Regions from separate parts of the Homo sapiens genome. Here all the other regions are linked to region 1. A link is a contact called in ENCODE Hi-C or POLR2A ChIA-PET data. All regions are on one chromosome and are shown on one strand. Each heading gives the region's core, a stretch centred on a gene start or an enhancer-like site at or near the end of the contact. The rest is flanking DNA. Distances are from core to core; before and after follow the strand shown.

Region 1 (2,996 bases), core at 186-2,685:
ACACAAGCAGCCCTGAGATGTAATATCTTCTCACCCTGACCCTCAAAGTGTGTCTCATGCTTTCTAACAGAGGCCATCCTCTTGGAGGAAGACTTGTACTTTTGGCCTGTAGCCCCACCCTCCCTCCTATGGCGTTCTTACAGTCAGTTCTGCAGTGAGTGGGACACTTTCCAAATATAATAGCAAATGGAAACTTCTAATTACATCTGCACATAAAACTAATGTTCCAAATGGTGGTTGCGGTTCTGGTGAGTGCTTATAATTTTTTGTTACCTCAGCATCCATTTTTGAATATGTTTAACTTTTAATAACAGAAGCAAGTCTCAGTCACCATTGACAGTTTCCAGTACTATACCCCACGCAAATGGCTCTAGCTGGTGGCCAGAGATAAACATGCAGTGATGTGATAACAGGGCACTACTGCAGCTTCAAACTCTGGTTCAAGTTCCTCCCACCTCTGCCTTTTCACCTGCTTGCTTTTAAATCCACCAGTTAGAGCTCTCCAGAGGAAACCTAACTGGATAAAGTTGCTGGCCCAAAGGTCCGTTCCTCCCTTCCCTCTCCCTGTTCTCCCTGATCTCCGTGTGTGTGTGTGTGTGTGTGTGTGTGTGTGTGTGTGTGTCCTCTAGGCAAGCTGTGTACCACCCAGGGTCCGTAAGTACTAAAAACTCTTAAACTTTCACACCGCTGTGTTATTGAAACCATGCCTACAATCCAGTCCCTGAGGCGAGGCCACCCTGAAGGGACAGACTCATGCAGGCGGATCCCCTGGTCTTGCTCTTCTGTCCCTGCCTCTGGTGGCTGCTGGGGAACAGTAGCTACCAGCTAAGTTGATAGAGACACTCGAAGAGGTTCATTCAAAACACTGGTCCCCGAGCAGCCCAGTAAGCTTTTAAACGCATAACATTTTGTTTGGGTCTCAAACAAGTCACAAGGCACGGATACGGATGCGGCTGTGGCTGATGGCTATTTGGATGCTGCCCAAGCCTCGCAGTAGGAAGCAGCTTCAGACTGCAGCAGGGCCGCATAGCCCGATAGCCAGGCCCTGGGGCACCCAGGGCACCAGCAAGACGCACAGAAACGTTTTGAAAAACATTTTAATATACTTAAAAAAAAAGTAAAAGGGAAAATCAGAAGTCTTTGGAAGTTTCCTACTGTTTTTATGTCCCATAGCAAATCCGAGGAGGACGCCCCAAACTTTCAGTTCCCTGGGGTTTTGAAGGTGCTCATTGGGTCCTGGCCACCCGGCCTTCTCAGAACCTGGGCCAGGAGGCTGAGCTCCGCGCGGGGGTGGAGGGAGAGGAGGAGGTTCCTGCCGAGGTGCGGCTGCGCGGTGCGGGAGCCGGGAGCCTGGGAGGGCAAGGGCATCCTGAGGGGCGGGGCCGGGGGGCGGAGCCTTGCGGGCTGGAGCGAAAGAATGCGGGGGCTGAGCGCAGAAGCGGCTCGAGGCTGGAAGAGGATCTTGGGCGCCGCCAGGTAAGAAGGCCCGAAGGCCTGCTGGGGTTTGGGTGAGCCGAGCCGAGGTGGCGGCGGCAGTCTGGGCCCGGGCGGAGGGTCTGTGGGGGCTACCCCCGTCCTCGCTTTCCACTCGACCCCTGCCGGGCGAGCCTCCCGAGGCCTGGCCCTTCCAACCCGTCACCGCGGCCCGGTGTCCTAGCCGAACGCTGGCTTCATTTTATCTACGAGGAAGGAGAAACGGGGAGCGCGCCCTCTCCCAGAAGCAGCCCCGTTACCCCCGTCGCGCCCCCCATTCCCTCGGGGGCAGCCTCGCACCCGGGCCCCTGCCATCGCTTTCGTCTCAAGGGAAGCTCTAGCGGTCCAGAGAAACTGCGCCGGGGGAAAGGCCAGCCCTCCGTGGTCACGGCAGTTCCTCTCTCCCCTCGCGGTCTAAATGTGTAATTTTGAAAAGCAGGTGTCGGGCGAAACGGACTTTTTTTTTTTTTTGAGATGGAGTTTCGCTGTTGCCCAGGCTGGAGTGCAGTGGCGCGATCTGGGTTCACCGCAACCTCCGTGTACCGGGTTCAAGCGATTCTCCTGCCACAGCCTCCTGAGTAGCTGGGATTACAGGCATGCGCCACCATGCCTGGCTAAATTTTGTATTTTTAGTAGAAACGGGGTTTTCCCATGTTGGTCAGGCTGATCTTGAATTCCTGACCTCGTGATCCGCCCGCCTCCGCCTCCCAAAGTGTTGGGATTACAGGTGTGAGCCACCGCGCCCGGCCGAAACGGACGTTTTAAGTACAACGTGATGTTTTGTTTTCTTGGGTCGGCTCGGGCCGCACCCTTCTTAGAGTCTGACTGCTGACTTTTCAAAAAACAACATTAACCCGGGAGGCTGAGGTAGCGGTGAGCCGAGATCGCGCCATTGCCCTACTGCCTGGGCAATAAGAGCGAGACTCCGCCTCAAAAACGAACAAAACCCACAAAGAACAAACAAAAAAAACCAACATTAAGCAGTGTGCCTTTTATGGCCGTTTAGTGATACCCAGGCTCTTCACTGGTCATTTCTGGAAGTATTTAACAGCACTTGATGGGTAAAACAATAGGCTTCACTTCACAGGGTGGTTGAGATGATTGACGGAAAGCGCTCAGCACAAACGCGGCGGCTGCTAATTATTTCAGGTACCCTGCGATCCCTGAGCAGTTGTTCAAGTTCTCCACTCCTGGCGGTTTACTCCCAGTTCCCTGAAGAAGGCACAGAGCCCCGAATGTTGAGGGAGATGGCAACGTTTGCCAAAATGTGGCTATTTACGTGGCAGTTTATGAAGGAGAGGCAGAAAGGGAGGCTGCCTCCCCTACAAGCCAAACAGTCCTAAAACTTGTGGCCTCTGTATTTTCACAGTGGAAACTAGAAACTGTTTGCTGAACTTAGCTGTAAGAAAAACATCCCATTAGCTGAGTGGCTTAGGAGATAAAAGCCTAAATAAAATGGATCTTAGGGTGAGAGAGTGGGGTGCCTAATGGCATTCATCTTTGACAGCTGCTGGTAGAAGCTC
Region 2 (2,850 bases), core at 301-2,800, 910 kb after region 1:
CAGCTGTATTAATCATTAATAAAGTCAGTTAGGAGTACTAGTGTAACAGATCCTTCCCAAATGAAAATGAGCTGAGAATCGGATCTGATGAGAAGGGATAAGAGACAGGAATGTGTGGGGACGTGGATCCAGAGTACTGACACTGAGTGGGGAAGCACCATGAATAGTCAGGGAGAAGGATGCTGAGAGACAGAGGCTTTTTTTTTCTTCTGGTTTTACTAGGTTAGGCTTTTAAGATATAGGCAGGAAACAAACTGTTAATGATCTGAAACCTAAAAACTGTGGACTTCCAGGTTAGCAAGCCCCAAACCTAATCTTTTCTCAACTAGCTGCTTTTATCTAGACAACTAGACCATCTGAAGTCAAAAAGGACCTCAGAGATCATTTTACGCCCCACCCGCATCACTTTTACAGATGAAGACATTCAAGCCAAACGGGATTAAGTTATCTCGCCCAGGGTCTCGCAAGTCCAGACTAGATCCTGGACTCCCCGTTCGCCTCTCCAGGAAGAACAAGTAATTATGCTTATTATAATCGCCACACAGCTTCATCTAGAGAAATGTCACTCACTGATTTTCAGAAGCTGAAATAGGTTTTCCATTCAATTAACCACAAACTAGGTCTTACGTATATACTTATTAAAGGAGACTCACAGACATCAAATTCTATAAATTGCAGTTAAAGAACATAAAAAAACACAACCTTGCCAAATATGCCACAAATTAAACTAAAGGATATTTTAGTGTTTCTATGATTGCTGGGGGTATGTAATTTCAAATACTGCACTTTCTCACTGAGATCTGTGCTATGCGGCTCTGGGTTCCAGGGACGTTTTAGTGCTTACCTTCTTCTCCCGCATGCTTAGAAGCCTTTGGACCTCTTGCGCAATGAGGAAACCCCAGGGTAACTGTGGGCAGTTGGCTGAGTAGAACCAGAAGCGTAAACATAGTCTGGCAACTGTCAAACAAACTAAAACAAACAAAAAAAAATATTAAAAAAAAAAGGCCCCTAGCTCAGCACTTTGAGTTTCTGTCGAACTGAATCACCAACCTGTTGTACTCAAAGCCTAGGCGCAAGAGCGCCCGGCGCGCGGTTTCGGTCGCCGGAACCCGACGCGCGCCCAGGAAGCAGCCCCTGAGAGCGCCTGGGACAAACGCCGTGCCCAGTGACCCTGCCGAGGGCTGATCGGGCACCTGTCGCCGCGGGCAACCCTCGCTATGTGTTCGAATCCAACCCAGTCCGCCGAGGTGGCCCCTTCCAGGTAACCCCCTCCCCGCCGAGGTCCTGCCGCCAGGCCTCGTACCTGTGTCCCCCCGCACATGTTCCAGCAGCCCCCGGGCCAGAGGCTCTTCTTGGGGCGGTTCCTTCGGCCGCCAGGCCCTCGGTCTCCGGCGCCCTCAAACCTCGGCGACGCTCCGGGCCTCGCTCTCCGCAGGGTCTGGATGGCCCCCGCGCGCAAACCTGGGAAGGGCCTGGGGTTCGCAGAGGGGCGCCCGGGGAACACGCGCGGGGTGAGGTCCTGCCTCGGTCCGGGGAGGCGGCCGACGGAGGACGGGAGGAGGCGGCTACCTGGGGACACCTGGCCGCGCCCCACCTCCCGGGGGCCGGGCCTACCTGCGGCGAGCGGGCGGGCAGTGGGCCGGCGTCTCCCGGGAGCCCGCGCTGCGCTCTCAGCCGCCCCAGCTTCTGCCCCATCCCCGGGCGGGCCAGCCGCCTGCCGCCAGTTCTGGCCCCGCCTTGGCGGCGCGGGTGGCTGCTTTTCGATTTGTGTCTGCACTCGGCGTTCTCAATGATCCTAATTCAGGAAGCATTTCGGTTCTCAGTCTTAAGCAGAGCGCCCTCGGCGCGTCCAGGGCTTTTCGCTTTGGGTCCCACTGGGCCAGGAGTCCTGTGGTTACCTTAGGTCAACTGTTCTCAAAAGGGTGGTCCGGGGACGAGGACAAGATATTCATCAGACAAAATACCCTTTATTCGTGATAAGAAATGGAAATGACCTTACAAGTAATTGATTACATTGGTTCTCCAATGGTGGTCCGCCAGGTCTGGGATGTCTCCAAGATCTTTTCCAGGGGTCTCTGAGGGCAAAACTATTTCCATTATAGTAACAATAAATGATTTGCCATTTTCACTTTCATTCTCTCAAGAGTGTACAGTGGAAATTTCCAGGGGCTATTTGAAGTGTAATAACGTCATCATTCTGTCTCCTAATAGAATACCTGAGTGAGCGTGCTTGTATTTTCTGGTATTTTCCATAGTAGTATGTTTACATTATCAGTATGTACATTTTATAGAGATTTATGTAGATTTATAGAGATTAATAAAATTTGTTCTCAGTACTTGTGAACTTAATTTTTTTTCTTTCCTTTTTTCTTTTTCAGAGTAGGGGGTCTCACTTTGTTGCCCAGGAACTCCTGGGCTCAAGAGATCCTCCTGTCTCATCCTCCAGAGTAGCTGGGACTACAGGTGTCCACCAACTCTCTTGGCTACTGCTTTTGTACTTTGATTAGTTCTATTTGTTCATATCTACTAGGATAGCTATAACCTCATTTTTCTGAAGTAATTATCTTGAAATCTTGATCTTTTCCTTGAGTCTATGCATAAACATAACAAAAAGTAAGCTTTGTTGTCTTGATTTCAAATAATATTTTGAAAATTTCTCAGTTTTAATGTTAGATAATAAATATCATTAGATAAAATTCACATAAGTGAAAGCTCTTTGGGGTCCTTGATAATGTAAAAGAGCGTAAAAAGGTCTTGATTAAAGACTTCAAAAACTGCTGCATCAAGTAATGAAGGCAGCAGGTGGACAGAGTACCTATGCCAGGTGATGGTCACATCCTTCTTTATCCA
Region 3 (2,700 bases), core at 144-2,643, 530 kb before region 1:
CATCTCCCCTTTCCCTGTCCTCCATGCTGATTCAGATCCCTCATTTTGGTGACCAAGGACATTGAATAGGAGAGATATTGTGAAATCTTTGAGCTCAAAGTTTTAGAGGAGAATGAAGCCAAGCCCCTGTTCCGAGGATGAGGAAGTGGGGTCGGGATGAGGAGGGGTCTGGCCAGGGCCAGCAGGCATTACAGGCTCGGGCCAGCAGAAATGTGGCATTCACCCTGGACTAGCTGTGGGACACGCTTCGAACAGTTTAATGTCCCAGGAGGGATTGAAGTGTGGCCAGTCCATGCCACCCACCACTGGTCCCAGAACAGGGAGAGCATTGTAGTTGACTATTATATTGGCTTTGAGTCTCCGTTTGGGCTTCTTTGATCAGCTTGGGAGAAAACTGAAAGAAAAAGGTAGACAAAGTAACCACCCAACTCAGCTAAATTGCTGGCAGCAAAAAGTCAAAGAAAATCAGATTTTCTGAGCAAGTTTGAAAGGTCTCCCTCGAGTAGCTGGGCAAATTCCCATGGATCTGGGCCATGAAGCAACATTTCCAAAGGCATTGGTCTGCTCTTGCTTCCTCTGTGTTATGGCAGAAACACTGGCTGTATCCAGACCTCTGACCGTTCTTCCTGTCCACAGCACAGAGACACATCGCCATGTGCCTGATGTGCTGCCATTGAATCCTAGGGATGGTGTGAATTGAAGAGCCCATCTCACAGAGGAAGAAACTGAGGCCGAGAGAGCTAGGGAAACCCTGCTTTGAACTCTCGGCCTCGAGACTGCTCACTATACTCCCTATTCAGGGCTTCCCTCCAAGCTGCTTCTAGAAGATCAGATGTGTTTGGAGACTCTCCTGATGGCCCTAAAACTCTCGCCCTTTTTCTCCTGCTGGAGAAGCCTAGTAAGAAGGCCTGTGTTACTTCCCTTAGAGAAAACATTGGGAAACTTACCCTGGAAGACCACTGATCTCACAGAGCAAAGCCAGCCAAACGTCAGACTCCATAAAGACGTCAGCATGTTAAGGAGAACCGTCTGGGCCTGCAGTACTCACACACACCAGCCTTGTTAGCAGATGGGTTTATGTTCTCCCTCCCGTGCCACAAATTGCAACCTCCATGGCAGATACCAGTGGGGGACTGGGGTCGGGCCTGAGGACAGTGTCTTGCGCATGCCTGATGTGTGTCGTGTGTCACTTTGTGGGCTAGGAGATAGGGCTCCTGGGGGTAGGTCAGCCCATTCATCCTTGTTTCCCTACTGTGCCTAGAATTGAGCTCTGTCCCCAGAGGGTGCCTACAACATGCCTAGGGAATGAGTCCCTGGGCTGGTAATGGAAACTCTTAACCCACTGCTGCACCTGGCTGGCTTCCCAGCCTCTGCAAGAATGAGTCAGCCACCTGCAGGAGAGCCTCAGGGAAGAGCCTAGCACTTCCAATCCAGATAAGCTTTGGCTACCTGGGCCTGTGACAAGTGACAATAAAAGGAAAGCCTGAGCAGACCTGTGTTTATAAGCATGAGGGAGGGGTCTGCACTCAGGTGTGCTAATTAAAAGCTGAGAACCTGCAAAAGAACTTATGTTTAAACCACACCTCCTCTCTCCATCCACCCTGCCTTATCCTGCTGGTTGCTTTTGTTGCAATAAAAAGCCGATTTTATTTCCCCCACAGAGCCTTTGTTAATGAATTTCTAACCAGAACCTAAAGTTAGGGAATGTGAAGGGGGAGTGTGGCCCTCATGCAAGCGCATGCACACATATGGACTCTCACACGTAAGACCAAACACTCCATGGCTCCTCTCTGTGTCCCCCCAACCCCCACCAAAAGCAGCATTTCTTGAGAGATGGACCCTTAACCTCAGTGTATCCAAGGCCCAAAGGACCTAATGAAAACCAGAGCTACCACCAAAGCATTTCTGATGCTAAACCGGCCTCCGGAGTCCTTTAGCATCAGGGCCCTGGGCTGTGAGTGAGCTCAGTTCAAAACAAATCTGGGGCCCATTATCTCCCTGGCCTGATTTCGTCTCCTGTGGCTGCCCTATTAGACCTTTCCTGGCATGATGACATGTTTTGCCGGGTCCTTCTCCTTTGTCCAATTTCCAGGGCAGTGTTTAGGCAGCTCAAAGTAGAGCGCAGTGCTGGGTACTGACCTCCTGGGCACCTGAGGGTTTGCAGGTGACAATCGCCCACAAGAGGTGGCAGGAAGTAGGATGGTGTTGACCTGGCAAGCTCTGGTGGAAGCCCTTGAGAAAACAGTATTGCATTATTGTCACTGTTAATAATGGCCCTTTATTTGAGCTTTGCTAGGACAATGCTCTAAACAAAGCTGAGAGGAAGAAACAGTCCCTGCTGTGGGGCCTTGTAATTTATCAAGGCTAATGGAGGAAGAAAAATCCACTGGGGAAAGATTGTGGGGGTGGGCTGGCGATAGATTTGATTGTTGCTGGAGGTGTAATTGGACGATACCCACAGCCTAGCTATGCATCCCTATTTGCTTTGTTGCAACAGGACTGTGTTTCTAGCCCCTCCTTTGTCTTGTCTAGTTCCGCTGGATCTGAGTCCCTTGAAGGCAGATTGAGGTCTAAGTCCTGGATCTGATGTAGCAGCATGACCTCAAGCGGGTTCCTTTACATCTGAGCCTTAGGTTTCCTCGTCTGCAGGGGAGGTACCCAGATTGGAAATCATGAGAGTCCAAGCCCCTTAAATTGCTA
Region 4 (2,897 bases), core at 233-2,732, 720 kb after region 1:
ACCATGTTTTTATTTTAAGCAGGTGACATTTGGGAATTTCCTTCACTGAGTAAGTGGGCCCAAAAGATTTCTCAAGACTGTTTTCAATGTCATTTGGTTTTAAATTCCCAAATGTCTTAGCATTTGTCTTCTCTTCACAACATAAATCAAGGAGACATTCTCAATGTGGCCACTATGTGCTTACCTGAATCCTTTACATGGAAGCAGACTAAGGTCAATATTATGATTTTTCTTAGAAAAGGACAAGTGAAAAATGGTTCTCTACCATAATCTGTCGTTAGCATTTTGAAGATTAAAATGAGCATTAGTGAGTAAGTCAAACACAAGAGTGGGGCCACTGAGAAGCACCCATTTGACCCAGAGGAAGGAATCACAGTTTCACTGGTTGGTGTTTTTACAAATGAAAGGCTTTTGTCAGAAAGGGAACTAATTCCTACGACATCCCAGACTGGAGCTCCAGAAAGGGGAAAAAGTTGTAACTTAACCAAAAGAAAAAAGCCAAGGGTTATCTGAGTATCTTAACAGTTATCTGAGTCACCCCTATTAACTGGGTTGTAGATCTGCTATAACCAGCATTTTAGAAGTGATATCCGATTCTCTTCATGTGTTTGAACATTTAAAGAAACCAGAATCCTAAATCAACTGCCCCCAAAAGACACGATTAGGCCCGTGGCAGAATTTGCCAACTTCCCTCCTAATTTCATGTAACTGTTTTTTTAGCCAAAAACTTCTATTCACTAAAATACTGCTTATACATAAAGTGTTAATAAATACCTTTTATGCCAAATTCCTGCCAGTAGAACTCACATAAACCTCTCATCCCTCCCAGGAAGAGTCTGGGGAGACAAGCTGACTCTTGACTCCTAGCAGTCTGGAGAACAAAGTGGGCAAGGGAGGAGCTCGGCCCCTGGCCATACTGTGTCGTCAAGGTTTGTGGTTGAGACAGGGGGCAAAGAACTACACAAATTCCAGATACCACACTTGTCACCGGTAGCACCGCGGAGCATATCCCGGAGCTCCCCGGCGCGTGCCTGGCACGTTAGCGGGCGCACAGACCAACGCGCGGTCAAGTTGAGAGTCTGGGTAGAAAGAAAAAAGCTGGGCTGTGCGGGCGGGCTCTGCCGCTTGCAGCCCACCAGCCAGAGAGGAACTCGATCCGCCCGCTCGGCGGGGGCGTTGGCCAAGTGGTCGCAGCTGTGCTGTGCTCGCCCAGCCGGCCGTTGACAGGCGCAGGCGGCCGAACGCCCCACGCCGCCCGCCCCGCGCCGGGACCCAGCCCGCGCACCCCAGCCCGCCCCGCGCCATCCCAGGCGGCAGTCCTCGGCACCTACCCGGAGGCCTGTGCGCGGGGCTGTGGAGAGCCGAGAGGTTCAGCGCAGCAGCCTTCTCCTGCACGGTGGCCATGGCCCTTGCTCCCCGGACGCCAACTCCTCCAGCAGCTTCACAGCTCCCTAGCTCCCTGAGCGCCCGTCTGTTAACTGTGCGGGGCGTGGCTCCCTGCAGGCCCCGCCCCCGCTGCCGGTCACGTGTCTCTCTGGCAACCACTGAACGTAGCCCGCGGCGCCAGCGATCCAAGTTTCCTCGGGCGCGATGCCACGCGAGCGGTGGTCGGGGACAAAGCGGTTCCCTGGGCCGGCACTACGCGGCCCGCGGCTCACACCAGCGGGATTCGAACCGCGGCCTGCCGTAGATTAACTCGGGACCAGGCCGGGCGCGGTGGCTCACGCCTGTAATCCCAGCACTTTGGGAGGCCAGGGCAGGTAGAGCACCTGAGGTCAGGAGTTCGAGAGCAGCCTGGCCTACATGGCGAAACCCCTTCTCTACTAAAAATACAAAAATTAGCTGGGCTTGGTGACAGGCGCCTGTAATCCCAGCTACTCGGGAGGCCGAGGCACAAGAATCGCTTGAACTCAGGAGGCGGAGGTTGCAGTGAGCCGAGATCCACCACTGCACTCCAGCCTGGGCGACACAGCGAGACTCCGTCTCAAAAAAAAAAAAAAAAAAAAAAGAAATAGAAAAAGTCGGGAACCTGGCAAGCTGCCTAACTGCTCTGTGCGTCGGTGTCCTCACCTGTGATGCGGGGGTAGGTTTAGTACCTGCTTCACTGAGATGTTTGTTTGTTTTTTAACGAGGTTTATAGGAACCAATTCAGGTTCAGCATTTAGTAACTGCGTCCGGAACGTAAGTGCTTAAAATTATGTCATAGTAGTAGTAGTAATAGTGATAATAACAATAATAATCGAGTTTTTCAGACATCCCTACCTGTGCAGAACAAACAAATCCTATGTGGCCCAGGAGAGCAATGTCTAGAGGTCACAGGAGGGCAGCAACGAAAGACCCTGGGACTGGCTGCCAGGAAATCTGTGCTGCCTCCAAAGGAACTGTGGGTCGGGTGGGTAGGGACAGTTTGCTGCCGGTTGGAGTGAAGGTGAGGAGAGAAAAGGAGGAAGGGCTATTAATGGGACACATCTTAGTTACTTGGAAGTTGAAGCCAGGCCAGGGATCCAATGCTGGATACCTCTGAAAGGATGAGTGGTCTTAGAGACCAATAATCCAATTGCCAGACACTTGCCCTTTTTTTTTTCTTTTTTTTCAAGTTTGGGAATTTTGCAATGATTTTCAAAACGATTATGACGTCTTCTTAGAAGGAGGATGCTTGTGTGATTTAGGTGTAAATTAGAATGGTGTTTAAGTGGGAGTTCATTATTTAGCTTATTGGAAAGAGCTTCTACATGGGATTGTTTCAGAGAATACATACTAAGAAGCTGCCCCTGGGGACTTGGGTTTGTGGGTGGGAGGTGGGGGCCAGTTGCTGCTGCTTAGTGTTAGAAAAAGCTGGCCAGGCACGGTGGCTCACGCCTGTAGTCCCAGCACTTTGGGGGGCCCGAGGCAGGGGG

Evidence for each region. Hi-C counts contacts between places; a loop is a spot of excess contacts on that map. ChIA-PET counts read pairs that join two places held with the same protein, here RNA polymerase II (POLR2A). Pooled maps may share reads with other maps.
Region 2: a pooled map shows a loop between it and region 1 (3-fold over the local background). The contact joins the promoter of PRRG4 here to the promoter of CD59 in region 1. A Hi-C loop is called at or near these places in 2 of 37 single-sample maps with no recorded cell type and 4 of 50 pooled maps. POLR2A ChIA-PET finds 5 or more read pairs at or near these places in 2 of 52 experiments (A673 and PC-3).
Region 3: a pooled map of posterior vena cava shows a loop between it and region 1 (6-fold over the local background). The contact joins the enhancer-like site here to the promoter of CD59 in region 1. A Hi-C loop is called at or near these places in 1 of 50 pooled maps. POLR2A ChIA-PET finds 5 or more read pairs at or near these places in 2 of 52 experiments (CD8-positive, alpha-beta memory T cell and activated T-cell).
Region 4: a pooled map shows a loop between it and region 1 (2.2-fold over the local background). The contact joins the promoter of DEPDC7 here to the promoter of CD59 in region 1. A Hi-C loop is called at or near these places in 1 of 168 maps with a recorded cell type or tissue (CD4-positive, alpha-beta T cell) and 4 of 50 pooled maps. POLR2A ChIA-PET finds 5 or more read pairs at or near these places in 2 of 52 experiments (Caco-2 and activated naive CD4-positive, alpha-beta T cell).

What each region holds. Positions count from the first base shown.
Region 1 is chr11:33,734,862-33,737,857 of GRCh38, reverse strand. It overlaps CD59 (CD59 molecule (CD59 blood group)), which reads left to right and starts at 1,435. Exons shown (of 4, transcript NM_000611.6): 1 at 1,435-1,476. RefSeq lists a silencer at 1,317-1,786.
Region 2 is chr11:32,828,627-32,831,476 of GRCh38, reverse strand. It overlaps PRRG4 (proline rich and Gla domain 4), which reads right to left and starts at 1,550. Exons shown (of 6, transcript NM_024081.6): 1 at 1,304-1,550; 2 at 845-969. The coding sequence starts at 947. It also overlaps a transcript of CCDC73 not described here. RefSeq lists enhancers at 854-913, 924-973 and a silencer at 1,394-1,773.
Region 3 is chr11:34,262,289-34,264,988 of GRCh38, reverse strand. The region is part of intron 1 of ABTB2 (ankyrin repeat and BTB domain containing 2); the gene reads left to right. Among named protein-coding and RNA genes, the nearest start is that of ABTB2, 94 kb to the left of the region's middle. Within about 2 kb of position 1,393, at least 12 of the 41 ENCODE cell types and tissues checked have a DNase peak (open chromatin) inside an H3K27ac peak, as active enhancers do.
Region 4 is chr11:33,014,463-33,017,359 of GRCh38, reverse strand. DEPDC7 (DEP domain containing 7) reads right to left here and starts at 1,482. Exons shown (of 9, transcript NM_001077242.2): 1 at 1,332-1,482. The coding sequence starts at 1,404. It overlaps LOC105376615 (a long non-coding RNA gene), which reads left to right and starts at 1,570. Exons shown (of 4, transcript XR_931167.2): 1 at 1,570-2,083. RefSeq lists silencers at 1,208-1,267, 1,588-1,637.